Linked DNA regions of Mus musculus: all the other regions are linked to region 1. Evidence: chromatin loops called from intact Hi-C (ENCODE). Cell type or tissue: left cerebral cortex. All regions are shown on one strand.

Region 1 (8,000 bases):
TCCTAACTTCCTTTGGTGATGAATAGCAATGTGGAAATATAAACCAAATAAACTCTTTCCTCCCAAACTTGCTTTTTGATCATGGTGTTTTGCCACAGCAATAGAAACTCTAAACTAAGACAACATGTGTTATCTATTTCAACTTTTAATATCTGATATGTTTTATTTATTTAGAAGTTTTCTCAAGACAGGATCTCAGCTAGCCCCTACTGATCTCAAACATGCTATGTAGCAATAGCTGATCTTGAACTATGGTTCTTTTGCTTCTGCCTCCTGTGTTCTGGGATTAGGTAACATCGATCTTGGCATGTGTTTTTGGTTTTACATTGAAATGTGCAGCTTGAGAGGTTAGGGATGAGCAATCAGTTAGCTATAGAAGATGTATGGGTTAGATACAGATGTGTGGGGGTTTGAGTGAGAATGACCCCCACAGGCTCATACTGAGGACTTGCTCCCCAGTTGGTGGCACTGTTCTGGACAGACTGGGAGGTGTGGACTTCCAGTGCACTCTTTGCCTCTTGCCTGTCTTTCAAGATGTGAGCTCTAGCTGCTCCCCAGACACCTGCTGCTGCTGCTCCACCATCTGCCGCTCTAACCCTCTGAAATCATAAGCCCCAAATAAACACTTTTCTTCTATAAGTTGCCTTGGTCCCACTGTCTTCCCAGCAACAGAAAAGTAACTAAAATAGATGTTGACTCATGAAAGCAGCCAAGTCAACACTACCCCTCAGGAATTAGCTCTGTTAGAAAGGGCCTGAAGCCCATGGTCTGGCCTTGATGTGGAAGAGCACGGGAGAGAAACAATACAATTTATGTGAGAGACATCAGGAATGGGAGCCTTACAGGAAAGAAGAGGCTTCTCTTTAAATCCAGAAAGGAGACAGGAATACTGGCACACCTTTAATCTAAGCACTCTGAAGTCGGAGGCAGAAGGGTATCTGTGAGTTCTAAGCGATCCAGGGCTAAAGTTTGATCCTTAGTTTGCCTTCTATTGCTGTGCTAAAACAACAGGACCAAAAGCAGCTTGGGGAGGAAAGGGTTTATTTCAGCTTACACCTACAATCCATCATGGAGGGAAGTTAGGGAAGACATTCAAGGCAGGAACCTGGAGGCAGGAGCTGAAGCATAGGCAATGGAGATATGGCTGCTTTCTTCTAGAACACAGGACCAGGGGTACTGTACTGGCTAGTTTTGTGTGTCAACTTGACACAGCTGGAGTTATCACAAAGAAAGGAGATTCAGTTGGGGAAATGCCTCCATGACATCCAGCTGTAAGGCATTTTCTCAATTAGTGATCAAGCGGGGAGGTCCCCTTGTGGGTGGCACCATCTCTGGGCTGGTAGTCTTGGGTTCTATAAGAGAGCAGGCTGAGCAAGCCAGGGGAAGCAAGCCAGTAAAGAACATTCCTCCAAGACCTCTGCATCAGCTCCTGCTTCCTGACCTGTTTGGGTTCCAGTCCTGACTTCCTTGGTGATGAACAGCAATGTGGAAGAGTAAGCTGAATAAACCCTTTCCTCCCCAAGTGCTTCTTGGTCCTGATGTTTGTGCAGGAATAGAAACCCTGACTAAGACCGGTACCATCTCAGTTAGCTGGGCACATCAGCCATTGATCCAGAAAATACCCTGAGGTCCTCTTCACAGATTACACTAGGTTGTGTCAAGTGGACAAAATGTAACCAAGACACACCCTACTTGGAAAAAGAGAAAACAGGAGGAAAAAAAAAAAGGAAAGGGGTAGTTTAAAGCTAAGATTAAGAGAGATTTCCCCCCTCAATAAGAAGGGTTACTGGGGCTGACGAGATGGCTCAGTGATTAAGAGTGCCAACTGCTCTTCCGAAGGTCCCAAGTTCAAATCCCAGCAACCACATGGTGGCTCACAGCCATCCATAACGAAATCTGATGCCCTCTTCTGGAGTGTCTGAGGACAGCTACAGTGTACTTACATATAATAAAAAAATAAATCTTTTTTAAAAAAAGAAGGGTTACAAAGGGGACTTCAACATCCCTCCAATAAAGAAATATTTAATTTTTGTATATTAAAGAAATATTGGCTTTTGGGTGTCAGCCATTTCAATACTACAAAGTAGAAATGTAAGGGCTCTTTGGAGAGTTTGTTGTATTGGATGGGGTTTTGCTGAGGCAAACACGTGAAGGAGTGTTTTCCTGAAGTGGACACATGTGAAAAGATGCTCTGCTAAAGCAAGCACATGAAAGGACATGTGATGAAGGATTCTTTGCTAACCACACGCATGTATTGGTCCACCTTACATTGTGCAGTTGAGCTGCATTTGTCAGAACTCCATAGAGATAAATGCACCAAAAAACTCCTGGTGATGTGCTGCAGCTTCTTGCCACTTCTGCAGACTTGGGCTGATTGGCAGAGTGATGTTAGCTGAGACAGACATACATGCTGAAGTATGGCATGTGTTTAGGCAAGGCACAAAGAGAACTCATGATGTTTGGAGAGGGTATAAAAGGGACTCAGTGCACAGTGACTGAGGCTGAGCTAGGCTTGCTTATAGAGCTAGCTGTGCATCACGTGTTGGTCTTTTGACTTCTTTGATGATCTTCACTTCGCTGAGAAAAGCACAGCCAAGAACTCTTCCTGGCGTTCCTGCTGGTTGGTCCTTTCTGCTGCCGAGGCTGAGGCCTGGCTGTCTCTGCTAAATAGTACCACCACTGCTGACTCATGTTTGCTATCCCAACTCTATCAAACTGGACTGTTGGTATATCTGTGAAGTGTTTACAAGTGAATCGAGCTGCTGTTGATGACCTGTGAACTGAACTGCAGATTTCCAGACAATGCAGATGGAAGGTTCTCCAAAGAACCTTTCTAAACAGGTCCACTTCTCCTGTATCCTTTCTTTTCCACTACCTCTGGAGGGTGGTGGGCTAGAAGGAAGGCTAAAGCATTTAAGAACCATCATTAAAAATAGGTTTTGAAAAAATTAAAGTTAAACACCACATGATTTAGTCTGAGCTAGCATATGTGATGGTGTGAGACAGTGGTCCTCACCCTTCCTAATGCCATGACCTTTAATAGTTCATCATGATGTGGTGATCCCCCCAACCATAAAATTATTTTCTTGGCTACTGTATAAACTATAATTTTGCTACTACTGTGAATCATAATGTAAATATGTGTTTTCTGATGATCTGATGACACACAGGTCAAGAACCACTGAATTGGACTGTCATTGTCCATTTCAGTATAAAGTGCATTTAGAGTTCACCAGTTACAGATAAGCAGTAGGTGCTGGGCATGTTTCTTCCAAGCGCTGGCTGGTACCGGCCCATAATGAGACTTGGAGTTACCCATGGTTTACTATGTAACTTAAATCATGATAAGGAAAAGAGGAAGCCTCAAATCCCGAGTTATTCCTTAGATAAGGCTTTGTACCCTAAGCCAGGGAGATGGGAAATTTGAGAAAATAGCAGAACTGGCCTGTGAGAAACAAAGAACAGAAATTTCTCCCCCAGGGGGACTTAAAAAAAAAAATCTTGTGCCAAAATTCACAGCCGTTTTTGCCTTTTCTCTAAGGTTCCGTGTCTCTCTGAAGAACTGAATATTTAAAACGCCTTCATTTTTCTCCAGTCGCTTGGAATTTGTTATTATCTTATTTCCAGCTGTGAAGTTGAGCACAGAGGACCAGATACTGGACTGAATTATAAGTTAAGAGTTGTAAAATCACAGTACAGATAGCGTCTTAATAACTCTACCAGAAAGAGCTGATGAGGAGCCAGTGTGTTCTGGCCTCTAACAATGACCAGACTTTGTGCAACTTTAACTAGCCCAGATTTTTACAATGTAGACCAGGCTGGCCTAGAACTCACAGAGATCTGTCTTTCGCTGCCAGCAGAATGAGTGCTGGGATTAAGGGGACTTGTACCAACCACCAAGCCCCACTTGACAGACCACTATCAAAAATTTTGGCTTCCGGGCTGGTGAGATGGCTCAGTGGGTAAGAGCACCCGACTGCTCTTCCAGAGTTCAAATCCCAGCAACCACATGGTGGCTCACAACCATCCATGACGGGATCTGACTCCCTCTTCTGGTGTGTCTGAAGACAGCTACAGTGTACTTACATAAAATAATAAATAAATCTTTAAAAAAAATAAAATAAAATAAAAGGAGCCAGGCAGTGGTGGCGCTCACGCCTTAAAAAAAAAAAAATTTTTTTTTGGCTTCCCTGAATAAAAATCCAGGTCCACGGAATACATCATACCCAAGGTCCTATAACAATTCTAGGTCTGAAGCAAGAAATCACTACACTGGACGTTGAGTTGGTAAATGCACTGTGGACACCAACGACCCAAGACCAATAGGAACTAAGCTTTTGAGATCACCGAAGACTAAAGTACCCAGCAAGAAGCAGGCAGGTCTGGCTTTTATGCAAATCTCTCCCGAGCTGAGCGAAGTCGGGCCCTAGCCAATCAGGGCCTCCAGACAAGCCATCCAATCAGGAGCGCCAGGGAGCGGTGGGAGGCGGGCTCCATCGCAATCCCGCTGTGCATTCCGCTGGGAAGCGGAGAAGGCGCAGCGGGTTCGGCCCCCTTCGCTGTGGCCACTGCGGCCCGTAGCTAAGGGGAGCGCGGCCGAGCTCGAAGCCGCGCCATGGTGAGCGCAGGGCCGAAGTCCCCAGAAGGGGAAGAGCGGCCGGCTGAGCCGCGGGAGCCGGGGTGGTGGGTCCTCCTTGGGACTGGGGGAGGGGTGGGTCCAGCGTCTGGGAAAGTTCGGCTTGGTGCGAAGATTAGAGTTTAAAAGGCGAAGCCGCGAGCTCCCCCCGGACGGATTGCGGCTGGCCAGAGGGAGCCAGGCTGGCCCGGAGAGACGAGGGCAGCACGCTGCAGAGCCCAGAGCACCCGCGTGGGCGGGGTCGCTCGGTGCTGAGCTGGTCTGCCCACAGCTCCTTCGACGGCGCAGGTTTCTCCTAGTGCGGGTTGTGACAGCTTAACGTCGCACTCACTTGTAACCCTGCGTGCGGGCTTCACAGTAAACCCGCAGCTGTTGGAGGAGAGGGGACAGCCTGGGCTGCCCCAGGACAAGGGAGAGAAACGTGGAGCGGGACTAGCGAGTAGACGAAGTGGAGGACCCCTGCCGTGCGCTGCAGCTCTCTCCTTCCCCCTCCCTCTCTCCTACTTAAATCAGCCTTATTTATTGGTGTGTGTCCCCGGTGTGTGTGTAGAGTGAGGAAGGTGTAAGGTCACAGGACAACTTTATGGAATGAGTGCTGTCCTTCCGCGATTAACGGATAGAACTCAGGTTGTCACAGAGCCTAGTATAGTTTATTTTTTCTTTTCTTAAAAAATATTTACTCCTTCCCACCCACAGTCTGGAAGTTAGATGCAACAGCTTTGCATAGCATGCTGGGTAAGTGCTCTATTACTCCTTAGGCCTATCTGCAGCTTTATCCTATCTTAATGATAATTGCTTTTAAGTCAGTTTTGAAGTTGTGAATCATGAATCTCTGCTTTGCTCTTTCCCAGGGCTGTACCCGTATTCTAACATCCTTGCAATTCCATGACTTTCCGCAGCAGTTTTCAGTCTGACCAGGTGTTCACTGGTGTTCCTTAGGTGGTGTGACCCTGAGTGTTTCAAGGCGCTTACCATCAAGTGAACAAGGTTTTCCTTTTAGAACTTAGATTCTTGCTGAGCTGGTTGGGAGTCACCTTTCATCCCAGTATTCTGGAGACAGAAGCAGGTGGATCTCTGTAAGTTCTAGGTCAGCCAGGTCTATGTCGTGAGTTCAGGCAAGTCAGGATTACATAGTGAGAACCTATCTCAAAAGGAAGAAAGAAAAAAACAAAATACTTAGGTTCTTGGTTCCTCCGAATCTCTCTGTGGGTGGCATCTTTTGCTGCCAAGCCCAGAGACCTGGGGTTAATCCTTATAAGCCACTTGGTAGAAGGAGAGAATCGAGAACCACAGAATTTCTTTGAACTCCTGTCCCTTCACCTCATACATGCATCATGGCAATGCATAGCCACACATGCACACAGAAAGGAATGGTTTAAAAAAAAAACTGATTTTTTTTAAAGCAAGCTTTGCAGTTTTAAAACTACAACTTTCTTTTTTTGTAGTATTTTTTATTTTATTTTTTTATTTACATTTCAAATACTATCCCCTTTCCTAGTTTCCCCTCTGAAAATCCCCTATCTGCTCCCCTCTCCCCCTGCTCCCCAATGCACTCCCATTCCTGGCCTAGGCATTCCCCTATACTGGGGTGTAGAGCCTTCAAAGGACCAAGGGTCTCTCCTCCCATTGATGAAAGACTAGGCCATCCTCTGCTATATATATAGCTAGAGCCACAAGTTCCACCATGTGTTTTCTTTGATTGGTGGTATAGTTCCAAGGAGCTCTGGGGGTACTGGTTAGTTCATATTGATATTTCTCCTATGGGGCTTCAGACCCCTTCAGCTCCCTGGGTACTTTCTCTGGCTCCTTCATTGGAGACCTTGTCCTCCGTCCAATGGGTGACTGTAAGCATCCACTTCTGTATTTGCTAGGCACTGGCAGAGCCTCACAGGAGACAGCTGTATCAGACTCCTGTCAGCAGGCTCTTGTTGGCATCTGCCTAGTGTCTAGGTTTGGTGGTTGTTTATGGGATGGATCCCCAAGTGAGGCAGTCTCTGGATGGTCTTTCCTTGCCTCTCAGCTCCAAACTTTGTCTCTGTAACTCCTTCTATGGGTATTTGTTCCTTCTAAGAAGGAACAAAGTATCCACACTTTGGTCTTCCTTCTTCTTAAGTTTCATGTGTTTTGCAAATTTGGCCTATCTTGGGTATTCTAAGTTTCTGGGCTAATATCCACTTATCAGTGAGTGCATATCATGTGAGTTCTTTTGTGATAGGGTTACCTCACTCAGAATGATATCCTCCAGATCCTGAGTTCCAGGACAGCCAGGGCTACACAGAGAAACCCTGTCTCGAAAAAACAAAAACAAACAAAAAAAGAATTTCATAAATTCTTGTTTATAATAAACAAGAATTCATAAATTGTTTTTAATAGCTGAGTAGCACTCCATTGGGAAAATGTACCACATTTTCTATATCCATTCCTCTGTTGAGGGACATCTGGGTTCTTTCTAGCTTCTGGCTATTATAAATAAGGCTGCTATGAACATAGTGGAGCATGTGTCCTTATTACAAGTTGGAACATCTTCTGGATATATGCCCAAGAGAGGTATTGTTGGACCTTCCAGTAGTACTATGTCCAATTTTCTGAGGAACTGGCAGACTGATTTCCAGAGTGGTTGTACCAGCTTGCAATTCCACCAGCAATGGAGGAGTGTTCTTTCTCCACATCCTCGCCAGCATCTGCTGTCACTTGAGTTTTTGATCTTAGCCATTCTGACTGGTGTGAGGTGGAATCTCAGAGTTGTTTTGATTTTTATTTCCCTGATGATTAAGGATGTTGAACATTTTTTCAGGTGCTTCTCAGCCATTCGGTATTCCTCAGTTGAGAATTCTTTATTTAGTTCTGTACCCCATTTTTTAATAGGATTATTTGATTTTCTGGAGTCTAACTTCTTGACTTCTTTGTATATATTGGATATTAGTCCCCTGTCTGATTTAGGATTGGTAAAGATCCTTTCCCAATCTGTTGGTGGCCTTTTTATCTTATTGACAGTGTCTTTTGCCTTACAGAAGCTTTGCAATTTTATGAGGTCCCATTTATCGATTCTCAATCTTACAGCACAAGCCATTGCTGTTCTGTTCAGGAATTTTCCCCATGTGCCCATATCTTCGAGGCTTTTCCCCACTTTCTCCTCTATAAGTTTCAGTGTCTCTGGTTTTATGTGGAATTCCTTGATCCACTTAGACTTGAGCTTTGTACAAGGAGATAAGAATGGATCAATTCGCATTTCTCTACATGGTAACTGCCAGTTGTGCCACCACCATTTGTTAAAACTACAATTTTCTTATTTACTGTTGGATTTAGATTCATGCTTCTTGGGTGAGAACTTAAGTGGATTTTAACTACATTTTCAAGTATTTTA
Region 2 (8,000 bases), 140 kb after region 1:
GCGAGATATAAGGTACAATATGCAAAACATATGAAACTGAAGAAGAACAAAGACCAAAGTGTGGACACTTTGCTCCTTCTTAGAAATGGAAACAATCACCCATGGAAAGAGTTACAGAGACAAAGTTTGGAGCTGAGACAAAAGGATGGACCATCTAGAGACTGTCATATCCAGGGATCCATCCCATAATTAGTCTCCAAACGATGACACCATTGCATACACTAGCAAGCCTTTGTTGCAAGGACCGTGATATAGCTGTCCCTTGTGAGACTAGGCCGGGGCCTAGCAAACACAGAAGTGGATGCTCACAGTCAACTATTCGATGGATCACAGGGCTCCCAATGGAGGAGCTAGAGAAAGTATCCAAGGAGCTAAAGAGATCTGCAACCCTATCGGTGGAACAACATTATGAACTAACCAGTACCCCAGAGCTCTTGACTCTAGCTGCATATGTATCAAAAGATGGCCTAGTCGGCCATCACTGGAAAGAGAGGGCCATTGGTCAGGCAAACTTTATATGCCCCAGTACAGGGGAACGCCAGGGCCAAAAAATGGGAATGGGTGGGTAGGGGAGTTGGGGGGGGGAACTTTTGGGATAACAGTGGAAATGTAATTGAAGAAAATACGTAATATAAAGAAAAAAAAAAAAACCACTGGTAACTTCTAGAGGGGTGACTAAGAACCTGAAGGTTGGAATCCGTTTGCATTACTTCCTGTCTACAGCAACACCACTAACCATGTCTAGGCCTAAGGATAATGTCACCTGTCTCAAGTGTTGTTATTAGCTATAAATCACCAGAGCATTAGCCACCTATTCAGAGCATACAGAGATAAGGAATATGAGCTGCTTCCATTACACTTGGTTTTGAGTCTTAGAATAAAGGTCACAATGGTATCTGAAGAGTTCAAGAGTTTGCTCACAGCAAATGTTCTGAGTGCCCATTCAATGCAAAGAAGCAAAAATATAGAAGAGGAATTCTGAAAATGGGGGATCCATTGGCTTATGTCTGGCTTCATCTTTCAAGGTGGTTGACTGTAAACTGAACCCTGGAAAGTGGCCTGGGTGTGGAATGGTCAGGCACTGCTGATGCCTCAAAGGAAAGGCATCATGAGACACATGGAGGACCATCCCTTGGAGCTTCTAATGTTTATTCTGTCGGCTACAAAGCCTGTTGTCTTTGAATGTAATATATTGTCTTCTACAAACAGGTTTATATCCTAGTCCTTACTAATTGTCTTACTTAAAGTTAGGCTCCTTGAACTATGGCTTCCGGTTCCCTTATAAAGACTTATAAGAGCCGTCTTACTATATATAAAGTAATGGGAAAAAAATGGAAAGTAAAATATGTAAAGATTCTTATCATTTCCAGTACACCAGATATTTTCAATAAGTAATGTAAATAAAATATGCTTAAAATATTGTGAAAAAAAAAGAGTTGTAATACATTATTACATCATCCCCAAACACGAGGTAGATCTTGTTCATCAAAAAGACAGGACACCCTTTTCCAAGCAGAGCAAGATGGTCACCCTGGGATTCCCACCACAGATGTCAGATGGCTCATGCATGATTGCTTGTCCTATCATCTATGGCAGGAAGCGTGCAGCCACCACTACAGCAGGAAAGCATATCACTCTCCACCACAGGGAGAACTAGCCATAACGGGATTCACCCACAGATGTTCTCCCTCACACGAACCAGCCTCAGGCCCAGCCTCAGCGCCCAGGAAGGGAGCAGGCACTTACCTCTCCCTTTATTTGGTTCTACCAGTCCCAGTTGTGCAGGCACCATTTATGCTGTGTGACACTATTCCTACAGAGATGTGGACAAACGTCAACTCACCCCAGAGATGACAGATGAATGTAATAAAAACACTTAAGTTTAGCAGGGCATAGTGGCGCACACCTTTAAGTTCAGCACTCGGAAGGCAGAGGCAGGTGGATTTCTGAGTTCGAGGCCATCCTGATCTACAAAGTGAGTTCCAGGACAGCCAGGGCTACACAGAGAAACCCTGTCTCGAAAAACAAAACAAAACAAAACAAAAAAACACTGAAGTTCAAGTCAATGAATCAGAGAGCTTACTGGAGTTATCGCAGGAATATGGCTTAGTGGCTGCTTAAACTTGGCTGGCAAGGATGACTGAGAGGTCATTTGGGGGTGAAGGCACACCCCCAAATGGTGATCACTCCAAACTGCAAACCTAGAGTTCTCCGCCGTACTTGCAATGAACTTGCCTGCCTAATAACCTCGGGGAGAAGTGAGCCTGCTGCACCTGCTAAGGTTTCAGGAATTTCTTCAGCCTCTGAATTATTTCCTGAGTCTTAACGGACCTCTCTGTAGAGAGCAGGCTCAGAGGGCAAGAGCATTTGCTGCCAAGCCCAAGGACTGGAGACTAATCCCCTGGGGTGGGATAGAGTGAAGAGAAGCGAGGAGACAAGGCCTGCCTTTAGAACTTCCTTAGTCCTCTTATCAAACTTTCCTCCAGTCATTTCAACTGAGAGAAAATCACTATGCAACAGCAGGCTGCAGTCAGGGGGCTGTGTGAGTTTTTCTATTTGTTTGTTTTTACAAAGAATGAAACCCAGGATTTCAAGAATGCTGGGCAAGCACTCTAACACTGAACTAGCCAACACTTTTATTTTTTTTTTTAAGTCTGGAAAAAGTCTCCTTAAGTTCTCAGATGACCTTGAAGTTGTCATCTTCCTACTTCAGCTTTGCTTATACATGAGATGCCCTGCACTACCAAGCAAAATAACATTGAAAAAGAATAAAAATGATCTATATTGGATCTGGGTAGGGTGGCCAGCACTCGCGAGTCAAAGGCAGCGGCCACTATCAGCACTGGCTGCTCTTCCAGAGGATCTGTATTTAATTCCCAGAACTCACACTCACAACTAACTGTAACTCCAAATCCAGGATTCAGACACATTCTTTTTTTTTTTTTTTTACCCGCTCCCACCTCAGACGAATTCTTAGGGCCCCGTAGGAACTGCACAGCGCGCGCGCGCACACACACACACACACACACACAGAGACAGATACATACTTATATATTTTTAAATCTTCAAAACCTTCTTATGGCTGTGTTTAAATAACAGTACTTGTACAGAATAGTTGCATAAAGCATCATAGTATATTTCATAAGTACCTAATTTTCCATTTATGTTAATGTGACCTTGTGTACTTATTACCGTATGGCTTGCATGGAAAAGGCACCCTCAACCCTACCTTGCGAAAGCTCCGCCTCCTCCCAAACCCGCCCTCAAAAGGTCCCAAGTCCTAAAGTTTGTATCTTAGGGTAAGCTTTTCTCCTCCCCAAACGGAGGCTCTTTCCTAGATAGATGCCGGAAAAGTTGCTGAGAAGGGACGGGCTCTTCCGTTTCAGGGTCTCTTGCTGATGTCAATCCCGCCCTGCCCGTCTACATCTTTTGCGTTCTTAGTTCGCCACGGCCGACCTTAGCAAGCTGATTTGGACCTTTGGTACCTTCTTTGTCATGGCGGCGCCCTGAACAGACACTTGTGTTAACCCACCTAACGGTTTACCTAGGCGCTTCCTATTCCAAGGTGGCGCTCAGACCTTACCGGAAGTAATAGACCGGAAGTGGGGCGGTGCCTCTGCCGGAAGCCAGCGCAGCGCTGGGAAAGATGGCGGTGGTGGGCAACGCGGTTCCTTGCGGAGCCCGGCCTGGCGGGGCCCGGGACAACGGGTCTCCTCAGCCTGGGTCGCGATTGCGGCCGGGCCTAGCTGCCGGGCCAGCACTCATAGCGAACGGCGACGAACTGGTGGCCGCCGTGTGGCCGTACCGGCGGCTGGCGCTTCTGCGGCGCCTCACCGTGCTGCCGTTTGCCGGGCTGCTGTACCCAGCCTGGCTGGGCGCCGCCGCCAGCGGTTGCTGGGGATGGGGCAGCAGCTGGACCCAGATACCCGAGGCCGCGCTGCTGGCGCTCGCCACCATCTGCCTCGCGCACGCACTCACTGTCCTGTCGGGGCATTGGTCTGTGCACGCGCACTGCGCGCTCACCTGCACCCCGGTAAGTGCGCGCGCGCGCCCGACCCCGACCCGGACCGGGACCCAGGCACAATGGGGCCTAGCGGGGGTACCGGGCTGCCGCGGGCTTGCGAGTCTCCAATCTTAACAGCTCGATTCTCCAGCGGCGCCCCCTGTCCTATGGCTCAGGCCTACTTCTGACCCCGCTGTGACTCGCCATGCAGTTGTGGCTGGTTATTTTGATTCACAAGAAACACCTGGAACACACTTAGAGCAGGATCCATATGCTACTGTTAGTGTGAATTGTTCTCTTAGCTCCCATATGGTGTATTGTTCTTGGAACGGTTCCGCCTTGCTTCTCCGTCATCTCCTACCTTGGTTTTGGTTTTCTTTTCTTACTCTTTTTTTTTTTTTCCTGTAAGATAGGATCTCACTATGCAGCCTTGGGTCGTCTAGGACTCACTGAGAACCGCCTAGCTCTGCCTCCAGAGTTCTCGGGTTAAAAGCCTGTGTCACTATTTCTGGCTTCTACTCTTGTGTTGGTCTTTCTTTCTTTTTTTTTTTTTTAAGTGTTAGATTAGACCTGTGGGGTAATACCCCCAAATGTATGAAGCCAAGTCCTATGGCCCAGTGTTCAGCTTCTGTCTGTCCCTTGCTAGACCCAAAAGAGAGTGTAATTCATTCTGGTGCTGAAGATGGCCAGGAACTACTTGTAAGTGACTTAAAATAGCGTAGAGTCTCAAGTTATCGGTAAGGTATGGTTAAGATGAGGGCTTGTCAGAATGGTGCAGTGATTCTAAATTCAGAACTCTAAACATAGTGTCACTACAGGAAGCACTGACTTTAAGGTACTCTAGGTTGAGGGTAATACCCAGTGAGCACACTACAGATCACCAGATTTGAAGCCTGGCACACCAATATCTGTTCTGGGTAGGTCTTTAGAAAAGGGAGGCAGTGTCAGTGACTGAAGGAAATCCTGAGTACCCTCATATACACCCTCAATGGCTATGTGTGCGCATTGAATTCTTAGTACCAAGAGAAGGCATCCTGTTTCCTTCATTAATATTTATCCCTGAAGAGGGGCCCAAATTTCTGAGCTTGGCACCCAGGGTCAATAGATGGGTGTGTGTGTGTGTAAGCGCTTGCGCTCATGTGTGAGACATTCGGTCCCTAGCATTCTAGCTGTCCTTTGGACTGTAGCTGAGAACTTCCTTTTCTAGAAAGGAGGAGAGGGAAGAGCTAAGCAGCCTTGGGTGAGGAGGCAGATCAGGCTTTGCTTCTCTCTAGGTTTCACTGGGTTTCAGTTTCACCCTACTGTACAGTGAAAGCTGAAACACCTCCCTCCGGGGTCACTGAGGAAAGCTAAGGTAACCTATAATGGGGGGGCACCCTCCGTGGCACCTTTACCCATCTTCCGCTGTGTTAGTTCATCATCAAGTGTTAGTTTCAGGGCCACCACCTTGTGTCCCACCTCCACCTCTAGTCATTGCAAGGCTGACCAGAGGTGGAGGAATGGGGGAATGTTTCTTGTGTCACGAAAGTAGCATGCATAAAACCACTGGGGAAGAAGGTAGAATCATTTGTTACTGCAGAAGGCAGATAACAGTAAGATTCCCAGGGAACTTCAGATGGAGCCACCTGGGGAGGATTCCCGAGTAGGTGACACTTGAGCAAAAGCCTGAATGGATCAGGAGAGCGGATCCATTTTCCAAGAAAAATTATCTCGAGGTGTTTTAAGTCTGCTTATGGTTTTACACCACGTCCTTAGCTGTCTTTGGCTGCATGAGTTCACAGGCTATAGGTGGAACTTGCTCAGATACCAAGACTCTTAGCTTGGACTCAGGCAAGCTGGTGTTCAGTATACTGGGGAGCAGTGAGCAAGCTAGAGAGAGCCAGTGTGGCGGTAAGTGGGAAGTGGCAAGATGTGGGTCTTGTGAATGGAGAGCAGTGGAGAAGTTCCGTATGGACTTGAGCTCAGTCAGGTCCAGAATCCTAGGTGGGGAGTTTGCCCTGTGCCTTGAGCCTTATAATACAAAGTAGTGGTCAAGTGAGGTATGGCAAGCCTAGGGACATGCCTGCACTCTGACCCTATGAGGGGCGTGTACTTGAGAGGTAAGAAGGGCTCCGTAACAGTCTTTGGTTTTTGACAGGAGTATGATCCCAACAAAGTAACCTTTGTGAAGGTGGTGCCAACCCCCAACAATGGCTCCACTGAGCTTGTGGCCCTGCACCGTGACAAGGTAGGAAGGGATCTATGTCCTGCAGGGTAGGTGGGACAGGCAGTGTCCCCAGGTCAGGGGACTTCTGCCACAAACACACCTTCCACCCCAGGGTGAAGATGGGCTGGAGGTGCTGTCATTTGAATTCCAGAAGATCAAATATTCCTATGATGCCCTGGAGAAAAAGCAGTTCCTTCCGGTGGCCTTCCCAGTGGGGAATGCCTTCTCTTACTATCAAAGCAACAGAGGCTTCCAGGAAGACTCAGAGATCCGAGCTGCAGAGAAGAAGTTTGGAAGCAACAAGTGAGTCCCTGTCTTCCCTGTAGCCCACTGTGCATTACCGCCCTACTGTGTTCCTGGTCACTGAGCCCTGGCAATAGGGCTGAGAGCTCTGCTTTTTAACCCAGAATGCTAAGTGACTATGGCCCCACTGGAAAAACTTGCTCTGCTCTGCCTTCCTCCAAGCTTGTTTGCCAACAGGGCCCTCAGAAAGCCAGGAGCTTGACTGGGGGAAAGGAGATTATGCATGTGTGTGCAAATAGATGTGGAGGCTGAGGTCAGCTTCGGGTGTCATCGCCAGGAGCCATACACCTTGTGTTCTAAGAGGGTCTGTCTGAACTGGAGCTCACTAAACAACAGGCAGCAGCAGTGGTGCTCCCTCTCCCTCCCTCCCTTCCTCCCTCCCCGGGGCTGCTGTTAAGTCCATGCTTGCCTTTCTACATGGATTCTGGTACTTAACATAGTCTCCATGCTTTTAAGGCAAGCACTTCACCATAAGCCATGTCTTTGGCCCACCCTCCCCCACAATCATGGAATTAGAGGGTTTTTTTCTTTATTTTTCTCCCTTCCTTCCCTTGAGTCTGACAACATGAGTTTGAGAAATCCTTGAGGCAGGATTTCTCTGTGTAGCCCTGGCTGTTCTGGAACTCATTCTGTAGACCAGGTTTGTCTCAAACTCACAGAGATCTACATACCTCTGCTTCTGCCTCCTGATTGTTGAGATTAAAAGCGTGTACTATCACCACCCAGCATAGAATTAGATTCTAATTCATATGTTTATGCTTATGTGCATCTCAGCACATTAGAAATGATGGTGATGCAGCGAGGCACAGCTCAGCGGGTGAGTGCTTGCCTAATGGACTAGAATGCTTTCACCCAGCACTGCAAAGGAAAACACACCAAAACACATGGGTGCCTCTTTTATGCTGCGTAGGACAGCAGATGCTCCACACAGGCTTTCTCCGTTAACCTTTTACTAACACAGAGGTGCCAATGTGCAGCTGCAATAGGACAGCTGAACGCTGGGCACCAAACACCGATATTTGGCATCATGGCCCACATGGTGTTCACCCTTGACAGTGCTCAGTCAGGGAACTTGGGGAGATCTTAGCAGATTGTTTTTTCTCTCTCTGCAGCTGTATATGGAACCTGGTGCCTGGAACATGTCAGATAGGGGCCCTGCCATTGAGTCATACCCCTGGGGTTCTTTCATGACTCTGTTGCTTTTCAGTAAATGTAGATGTTACCATATCCAGTCTGAGAAGCATCATTTGTTGGTCTCTGCAACCCTGATAGTGACCGCATTAATGGCCTGGGACAGATTTTATGCTATCACTGTGGGTGTTTTTGTTTTTAAACTCCAGGGTACTCCGTGGTTCCCTCTTCTCAGGTCCCACCACTGTGGGAAGCCTGTGAGCATTCTGGAATTTTGAGAGTAGAGCAGAGGAGGCCAAGTCAGACTAGGTGGCCACATGCTGCTGCAGGAGACACCCTAGGGACAAGCTACTTGAA
Region 3 (8,000 bases), 62 kb after region 1:
GCAAGGGTGACTCTGAAGGTAGCACAGGCCTGTCAGTCCAGCCTTCAGGGAACAGACAGTAGGGATCCAAGTTCAAGGCCAGCAGGAGAAACTTGTAAATTTTAGGTCAGCCTGGGCTACAGACTAAGACCATCTCCAGAAAACAAAAATAAATATTTAAAAATAAAGACAGTACATTGATAAATTATTCGGTGTGCTGAAATTGAAACCTCACATATACTGAAAATCAGAATGTTTTATTAACTCTAGCAAAAAAGACCATCAAGAATAACTTATAGAAGTAATTTCACTTGGCTAACGACGTCATAGGTGTCCGTGTGGCTTTTCAGCATCCTCAGTCTCCTGAACTCTTGTTCCTTTCTCCTGTACACCCCTCACAGCCCCTCTGCCCCCCATGCTCATCCTTTCTCCTGTACACCCCTCACAGGCCCCCTGCCCCCCATGCTCATCCTTTCTCCTATACATCCCTCACAGCCCCCCGCCCCCATGCTCATCCTTTCTCCTGTACACCCCTCACAGCCCCCCTGCCCCCCATGCTCATCCTTTCTCCTGTACACCCCTCACAGCCCCCCACCCCCATGCTCATCCTTTCTCCTGTACACCCCTCACAGCCCCCCTGCCCCCCATGCTCATCCTTTCTCCTATACATCCCTCACAGCCCCCCGCCCCCATGCTCATCCTTTCTCCTGTACACCCCTCACAGCCCCCCTGCCCCCCATGCTCATCCTTTCTCCTGTACATCCCTCACAGCCCCCCTGCCCCCCATGCTCATCCTTTCTCCTATACACCCCTCACAGCCCCCCGCCCCCATGCTCATCCTTTCTCCTGTACACCCCTCACAGCCCCCCTGCCCCCCATGCTCATCCTTTCTCCTGTACACCCCTCACAGCCCACCCTGCACCCCATGCTCATCCTTTCTCCTGTACACCCCTCACAGCCCACCCTGCACCCCCATGCTCATCCTTTCTCCTGTACACCCCTCACAGCCCCCCTGCCCCCCATGCTCATCCTTTCTCCTGTACACCCCTCACAGCCCACCCTGCACCCCCATGTTCAAACTCCTCACCCAGAGTCTTCCTGTTGGTTATCTGTGCTACCATTCCCTCCATCCTTAACAGCAGCTCCCTGGTGGCCCTTTCCTTACTTCTTCAAGCTCTGCAAGTTAAGACACAGCAATCTAAGGACAAGTGTGACACTAACACCTATGGGAGAGGGACACAGGGTGTTCACTGTCCCAGCTCAAACTCTCAGCTGATTCAGTATTATTATCTAGTTTCATCCATTAGCCTGCAAATTTCATCATCTTGGTTTTATTCACAGCTGAATGGAAGCCTTTCATGTATACACGGTTTTAATATCTACTCACCAGCTGGACATGTAGGCTGTTTTTAATTTCCTGGTTATTACAAATTAAGAATGACAATGAACATGACTGTACAAGCATCTCCCGGAGCAGGCTCTAGAGTCCTCTGTCCATGTACACAGCAGTGCTACAGCGAGGTCATGTGTAAGTTAAGACAAATGATAAAAACAAGAAGGGAGAGATCCTACAGTAGATGATGCTTCTGAAAGCCGATGGTTACTAAGCCGTAACTCCAGAGCAGGAAAGAATCACTGCTTATCAGCCATAGGTCAGGGAGACCTAACAGGCTCGCCTGCTCTTCACGGTTGCCCTCCAGAACTGGCTGTTATTACTGAAGACGCCCCCCACACCGGTTACAATGCAGAAAGAAATCAAACTGGCACTGAACTTCCTCCCTGTTGGCTGGCTTTCATGATGCTCTGGGCACTAAGCAGGCTGCTGGGGGAGGAATGACAGGCACAGAATGTCTTACCCAGACCTCCACGACACACAAAACCAACCTGCCAAGCAAGGTGTGTCCACCTGAGCAATAGTGATATAGCTGTTCTGAGGATAACACCAGGCGGCTCTCTAACTGAACTTGAGGCTCACTCCTTCAGAGAATCCATCCCTGTCATAGTAAACTAAACCCAAAACCCACGTCTGCAGCTGGAGGGATAAACTTTGCACCACTGTTCTAGCTCAACTGTCCTGGCACCCAGTTACCTTCTAAATAATGCTCTACTCACAAACAACTGCTCCTCCCCGTCTGAGGTAGAGAAGCCCCTCCGCAGCAAACTCGGAGATGCACAGTTAGTCAGGACATTTAGACCACCACTTCCAGGGCGCTGAGATCACTGTGAAAGATGAGGCACAGACAGTAAGGCCCAGAGACAGTGAGATGGGATGTAAAATGTTGACTTTTCAGCACTGCAGAGCTAATGCTCTGTATGACCTCACTTTACAACAGCAATGCATTGCTGTAACGGACCTGACACAGGACTGGGCCCATCATGATTTAGATACCAAGGGATTCTAAACAAAGGCATTGTTTTCAACTGTGTACCCACTACCGTGCTCAGATGCATGGGCAGGAACCTGCAGCCACACGGATGATCCTGGTTAAAACCAGAATGGTTTTTTTTAGTGGCTCTCAAAACAAAGAAGGAGATGAAGGGGGCAGAAAACATGGATATTTCACAGGGAACTGTAAGCAGGAGAGGACAAAGAGGGAAATCAGAGGGCAGGACATTACAGTAGTCTTTATACATGTATGAAATTGTTAAAGGGAAAAAGAACATCAGATAGGTGTCACGGTGCATGCCTCTTACATGAAATTATATGTGAAATTCCAGCACTTGGAAATAGAGGCAAAAGAACCAGGAGTTCAAGGTCATTCTTGCCTACACAATTTCTATCTCAAAAGCACATGCTAATTTAAAGAAAAGTCAGGCTAAAGAGGTGGTATGGTTCAATGGTTAAGAACACAGATGCTGGTCTGGAGAGATGGCTCAGCGGTTAAGAGCACTGACTGCTCTTCCAGAGGTCCTGAGTTCAAATCCCAACAACTACATGGTGGCTCACAGTCATCTATAATGGGATCTGATACACCTCTACTGGTGTGTTTAAAGACAGTGTACTATATACATAAAATAAAAAAATAAATAAATCATAAAAAAAAGAACACAGATGCTATTTCAGAGGTCCAATTCCCAGAGTACACATGACAGCTTACACCCATATGTAACTACAGCTACAGGAGATCTGATGTCCTCTGCTAGCTTCCGCAGGCACTAGGCATACAAGCGGTGCAAACGAAACACCATACATAGGATACAAAAGGATGCATCTCCCTCCCCTGGCCTCAGAAAGGGATGGACACCAAGCACTAGGATGGCACGGCCTGAAACCAGCCTATCATCTGATACCTGTGTGAGCCAAGGATCTAGTCAGGGACGCAGCTTCAATTCAACTGAGTCCCTGTCAGTTCACCAGGACCAGTCAGTCTGCCTTTCATATCATATAGACCACTACAGCCACTTTCAAACCTGACATCCTCGGGCTTCATTCAAAGCTCTCCCCCTGTGGCTCACTAGTCGTGTGTTCTAACTTCTCTCATCAACTGAAACACTGCTTGCATTTCTCTTCGCCAACTTCTGGGACCCTCTGAACTCTGCTGCAGCCTCTTTAACTTATGCTGGTTGTGTAAACAGCATATGTGGATATAATTATATATTTACCGTGTGATATGAAAAAATATTAATAATTAGGATTTGGAAAAATTGAACCTTGGATAGAATATCTTGGAAATATAAAATATCTTGGAAAAATAGCCTTGGCCAGATTACCACCAGAGGCGTGACACCTTTTTACTTTCTATTCAGTAAATTATGAAATTGTGGAAATACACAAACATATTTGTCTGTTTCTGATATAACATCCTCATGACCAGAAGACACAATCAGAAAAATGTCAGTTCCCAGGTTCAATTACAGATTTAAGATAATTCCCACAAAATGCTAAAAAGTTCTTATCAGGTACATAAAAGACATTGCTGAATTTTATATGTAAAATACTTTTAAAAAAACACACAAAATGGTTAGCACAATGTAGACGAACCCACAACACACTCGTAACATTTCCAATCAAATACACAAGACAACACACTGTTTAGGAAGAATAAACAGATCCACAAAAAAAAATTTTTTTTTAAATTAGGAGACAAGCTGACCTTTGATAAAGTAGTACAATCTTTTCTAGAACTGTTTCTGGGACACCATCCGAAAGAAACTCTTGGACAAAGACTCGGAGAATTTCACAAAATTAACTCACACTTGATGCTAGACCTACGAAGCCCACAACGTCTAGACCACAGCGCAGAGAACACAGCAGTCATAAGTGCGACACCAAAAGCACAAACAGGGCGCCAGCACTGGGCGGTGACGTCACCAACCCGGAAGCTACCCCCTGATTAGGAGGAGTCTTCCGCTCCCCGCGCTCTGCGCAGACATGGCTGGAAAAGCGGAAGTGATTAGAGTCCTCCGAGACAAGCACTGGCCAGTGACGGGGCCCACGTCGCCCAGTGGAACGCACAGGGTGTCCGCTCGGCCGGCCGGTCCCACCGCTCCCCCAACCCCGGGAAGGACCTATCACCCCGGCTCACGCGGCTCAGCCGACCGCTCCTCCCCATCCGGGGACAGCGGCCCCGCGCTCACCATGGCGCGGTTGCTGAGCTCGCCTGCGCTCCCCCTACAGCTCCCGGCAGCGGCGATCACACCGCAGCTCACGGGACCACGCGATGCCTGCTTAAGAACAGAATCTGCAGCATGGCGGCGGATAGGACCCACCTCTCGTCTCGTCTGGTGTTCTTGATTGGACATCTTGCCCCGAAGCTTTGATTGGCTAGAGCTGCACCACAAGTCTGATTGACAGGAGTTCCCTAGATGCAGCTGCGTGGATGACTCAATTCCATTGCTCTAATTGGCTAGCATGCCCTGAATGATGAAGCAGTTCCTTTAGGCGCTCTTGAGTGAGTGGCCTGGCCTGAAGGTTCTGATTGGCTAGCACTGCCCTACGAGGGCCTGAGTGACAGGAACAGCTTCGCTTGGTCCTTGTGAATGAATGTCCTGCCCTCAGGGCCCTGATTGGCTAGTGAAATCTGAATGACAGCTCCCATAAGTGGATGAACTGAAATTAAAAGACGTGGACCACACAGACCTTCCCAACTCTGGCTTTCACCCAAGTTCATGCAAGTCTGCTTCAAGACGATCTGATTGAAGCAGGACTTCCTTGTGCATCCCAGAACTTTCACAGCTTGTCTTCTTGCACTCAGTAGGTACTTAAGGTTCTTCCTCTTGGAAGCCTTGTTTTTGTGCACAGTCTATTACATACACTCCCCAAGGCAGTGATCACTTTGCCTCACAACTAGACCAGGGCCCAACCCAACCCCTATCACATCGAAACAAGACTTGATGTCCTCCGGGTTTCAGGAATTTCAGCAAGTCACGCCAAAGATTGCTCAATTATAACAAGTTGCACCTTTTCTTTTTAAGCAGAGAAGCGAACCCATTCCAAGACCAAGGTGGTGTTGCTTTTCCTGCAATCCCAACAAAGGAGGTGGAAGCCAAAGAACCAGGAATTCGGGATATACTTCCTGAAAAACTTCCAGTATCAATCACAGACTACTCCAGGTCAACAGAAGGTATTGAAAGACTCCGAGAGGAGCCCCTCGCTCAGGCCTCAGGACAATAGCGGACACCCAAGAACTCACGACAGACCGAGCTTGTTGCAAACCACATGAGGCTTTATTCGGGGAAAGCCAGAGCTCTGGGGACGACTCATATCCCACGCAGGGGTAGAGGAGTTGTCCTCGAGGGGAAAGAGGTCCCAGTTTTTATAGGCCCTCAGGGGGGAAAGGAGAAGGGGGAGATTAGGGGATTTCCAGATCTAAACAATGTCTATTCTCAAGAAATGGGTATGGGAGGGGTACAAGGAAAGAGTCTAATGAAGGTGCAGCAATGGGCACACACCTGGTCAGAACTTTGGCAGACACACAGGTTCAAGAAGTGGCCAGAGCATTGTGCACCTCTATTTTTCTAAATCAGTGAAGCTAGTTCTGCTAACACTGACGTCTATCTTGCCAATTTCAGGGCTTCTGTGTCCTTTTACATTCTGCCAGGATCTTTCAGTATTTGAAGGAGCCTTACACATTGAAGATGCCTGTATCCACGAGGCCACAGAAATGACCAAACCACACTAGAATAGTGAAGGAAGACAGGAGATAGCTAATTTTTAAATAAGCAGATAGCTAAGGAGAGTGGCTCTGGATCAAATCAAACTGATTAGGAGTTCATCCACTTGGGATCCAAGGATTTACTCCAGATTCTTGCCCAAGAGAAGCTGCCTCATGGTCCATCCATTTGCCTAGGAATTTCATAAGTTCATTCTTTTTTAATAGCTGAGTAGTACTCCATTGTGTAAATGCACCTACACGGCTAACTTCACACATATACCACACATGCACACATGCACGTTCACTAGCCCCATTCCACTGAGGGTCACTCACAACCCACCTGGTAGGCTTGACTGAGCTAACTCCCTCTTGCCCTCTGTGCTGTAGGCCACTACTAACAAGGCCAGGTAGGATCTGAGAGCCTTCTTCATAGAAACTTCAAAGATTTTATTCTTTAATATCATTTAATATGAACCAATCAGCTAAATGTATGCTGGCTGGTCCATTTCTAGAAGGATAAATGCACTCTTGCAGTTGTGCAGTTTTGCTCCACAATCTATATGTATGAATAAAGTATACTTGGGGGAGGTGGCTGGAAAGATAGTTCCAAAGTTAAGAGCACTGACTGCTCTTCCATAGCATCTGGGTTCAATTTCCAACACCCACATAATGGCTCACAGTAACTCTAGCCCTACAGGATCCAACATCCTCTTCTGACCTCCCTGGAAGAGGCATGCACGGTGCACATACATACATGCAGAAAAACCAATCACATGAAATTCATAAAGGGCCACAGTGCGCCCTCTCTGAACACCACACCCACCTGTTGTACAGGAGACTGTGGCTTTGTGTGAATATGTGCTTTTTGAGGGAAGATTTTTGGCTTGGTTTGGTTTTTTTTTTTTTGTTTTGCTTTTTTGTTTTTTAAACAGGGTCTCCCTAAATAGCTTTGGGCAATCTGGAGCAATAATAATCTTAATAATAATAATCTTCTGCATGTAGACTGCAAACTTTTCATTCTGTAATTTGTAGCTGGTCTTTGCTACTTTGTGGATTCTTCTTTTCCCACCCTTTACCCCCGCACCCCACCCCATTTCACCCCATCACTAAATAGGAAAGAGGGAGGGAGGGAGGGAGGGAGGGAGAGAGAGAGAGAGAGAGAGAGAGAGAGAGAGAGAGAGAGAGAGAGAGAGAGAATGAATTCCTAAATCTAATGTCTTTCCTTTTGTTTCTTCTTTGACCACAGCAATTACAAACCAACCTCCCTAAATGGCCAACGAGCACCTGCTCCAGCTCCTGGGGAGCTAGCATTCATGTACCCTCCGAAAAGTTCTCAGAATTCCGAATGTCACAGAGACATCACAGTATCACACAATATCGCAGAAACTATCTGCGGCTGGCAATACCATACCTCTGCTAGAGCATGAGGCAAATCGTAGTCAGCTGCTTTGGACAGTCTGAAGTGTCCCATATCTCCACTCCTTGGTTTAAAATGAAAACACATTCTTATAATATTTCTGTGTTTTTAAAGAAACCAAAATTCTGAAGTTGTCACTACATTAATTCTTCACTGAATAGAGAAACCAAGGGGTGGAAAGAGAGCTTGCAGGAAACAGTAGCAAAAAGGCAAGCAATAGCTAAGAAGTAATTACACAAGCCAGGCTTGGTGTCACACACGTTTAATCCCAGCATTCTGGTGGCAGGGGCAGGCATTTTTCTGAGTTTGAGGCTATGGTCTACATATTTCTGAGTTCTATGGTCTACATAGCAATATCCAGACAGTCAGGGTTGTATGGTGAGACACTGTCTCAAAAACAAACAAACAAAACCACACCTCTGAAACCACAGGCATAACTGATACAATCATCAGCATACAGAAGAAGGGCTTAAAGGACACTGGAGACACTCCTGAGAAAGCAGACACGG

Evidence for each region. Hi-C counts contacts between places; a loop is a spot of excess contacts. Peaks named below come from ENCODE experiments on the same cell type or tissue, not always from the same donor. Only the 100,000 strongest peaks of a DNase experiment are listed, where the experiment ranks them.
Region 2: a loop joins it to region 1, with 12 times the contacts of the local background. A loop is called at or near these places in 2 of 42 quality-filtered maps.
Region 3: it touches region 1 in a loop (4-fold over the local background); 9 of 42 quality-filtered maps call a loop at or near these places.

What each region holds. Positions count from the first base shown.
Region 1 is chr8:69,649,979-69,657,978 of GRCm38, forward strand. It overlaps Zfp964 (zinc finger protein 964), which reads left to right and starts at 4,578. Exons shown (of 4, transcript NM_001177527.1): 1 at 4,578-4,618. The coding sequence starts at 4,616. In left cerebral cortex, a CTCF peak has its summit at 4,035 (motif pointing left); DNase peaks (open chromatin) are centred at 4,454 and 4,874; H3K4me3 peaks cover 1,407 bases; H3K27ac peaks cover 485 bases.
Region 2 is chr8:69,787,609-69,795,608 of GRCm38, forward strand. Atp13a1 (ATPase type 13A1) reads left to right here and starts at 3,555. Exons shown (of 26, transcript NM_133224.2): 1 at 3,555-4,033; 2 at 6,141-6,230; 3 at 6,322-6,512. The coding sequence starts at 3,647. In left cerebral cortex, no CTCF peak of the experiment used is centred here; a DNase peak (open chromatin) is centred at 3,573; H3K4me3 peaks cover 2,216 bases; H3K27ac peaks cover 1,219 bases.
Region 3 is chr8:69,712,211-69,720,210 of GRCm38, forward strand. It overlaps Zfp869 (zinc finger protein 869), which reads right to left and starts at 4,692. Exons shown (of 5, transcript NM_001039965.1): 1 at 4,558-4,692. Gm51532 (a long non-coding RNA gene) reads left to right here and starts at 4,897. Exons shown (of 2, transcript XR_003947396.1): 1 at 4,897-5,543; 2 at 7,321-7,586. In left cerebral cortex, no CTCF peak of the experiment used is centred here; DNase peaks (open chromatin) are centred at 4,322 and 4,841; H3K4me3 peaks cover 2,998 bases; H3K27ac peaks cover 1,537 bases.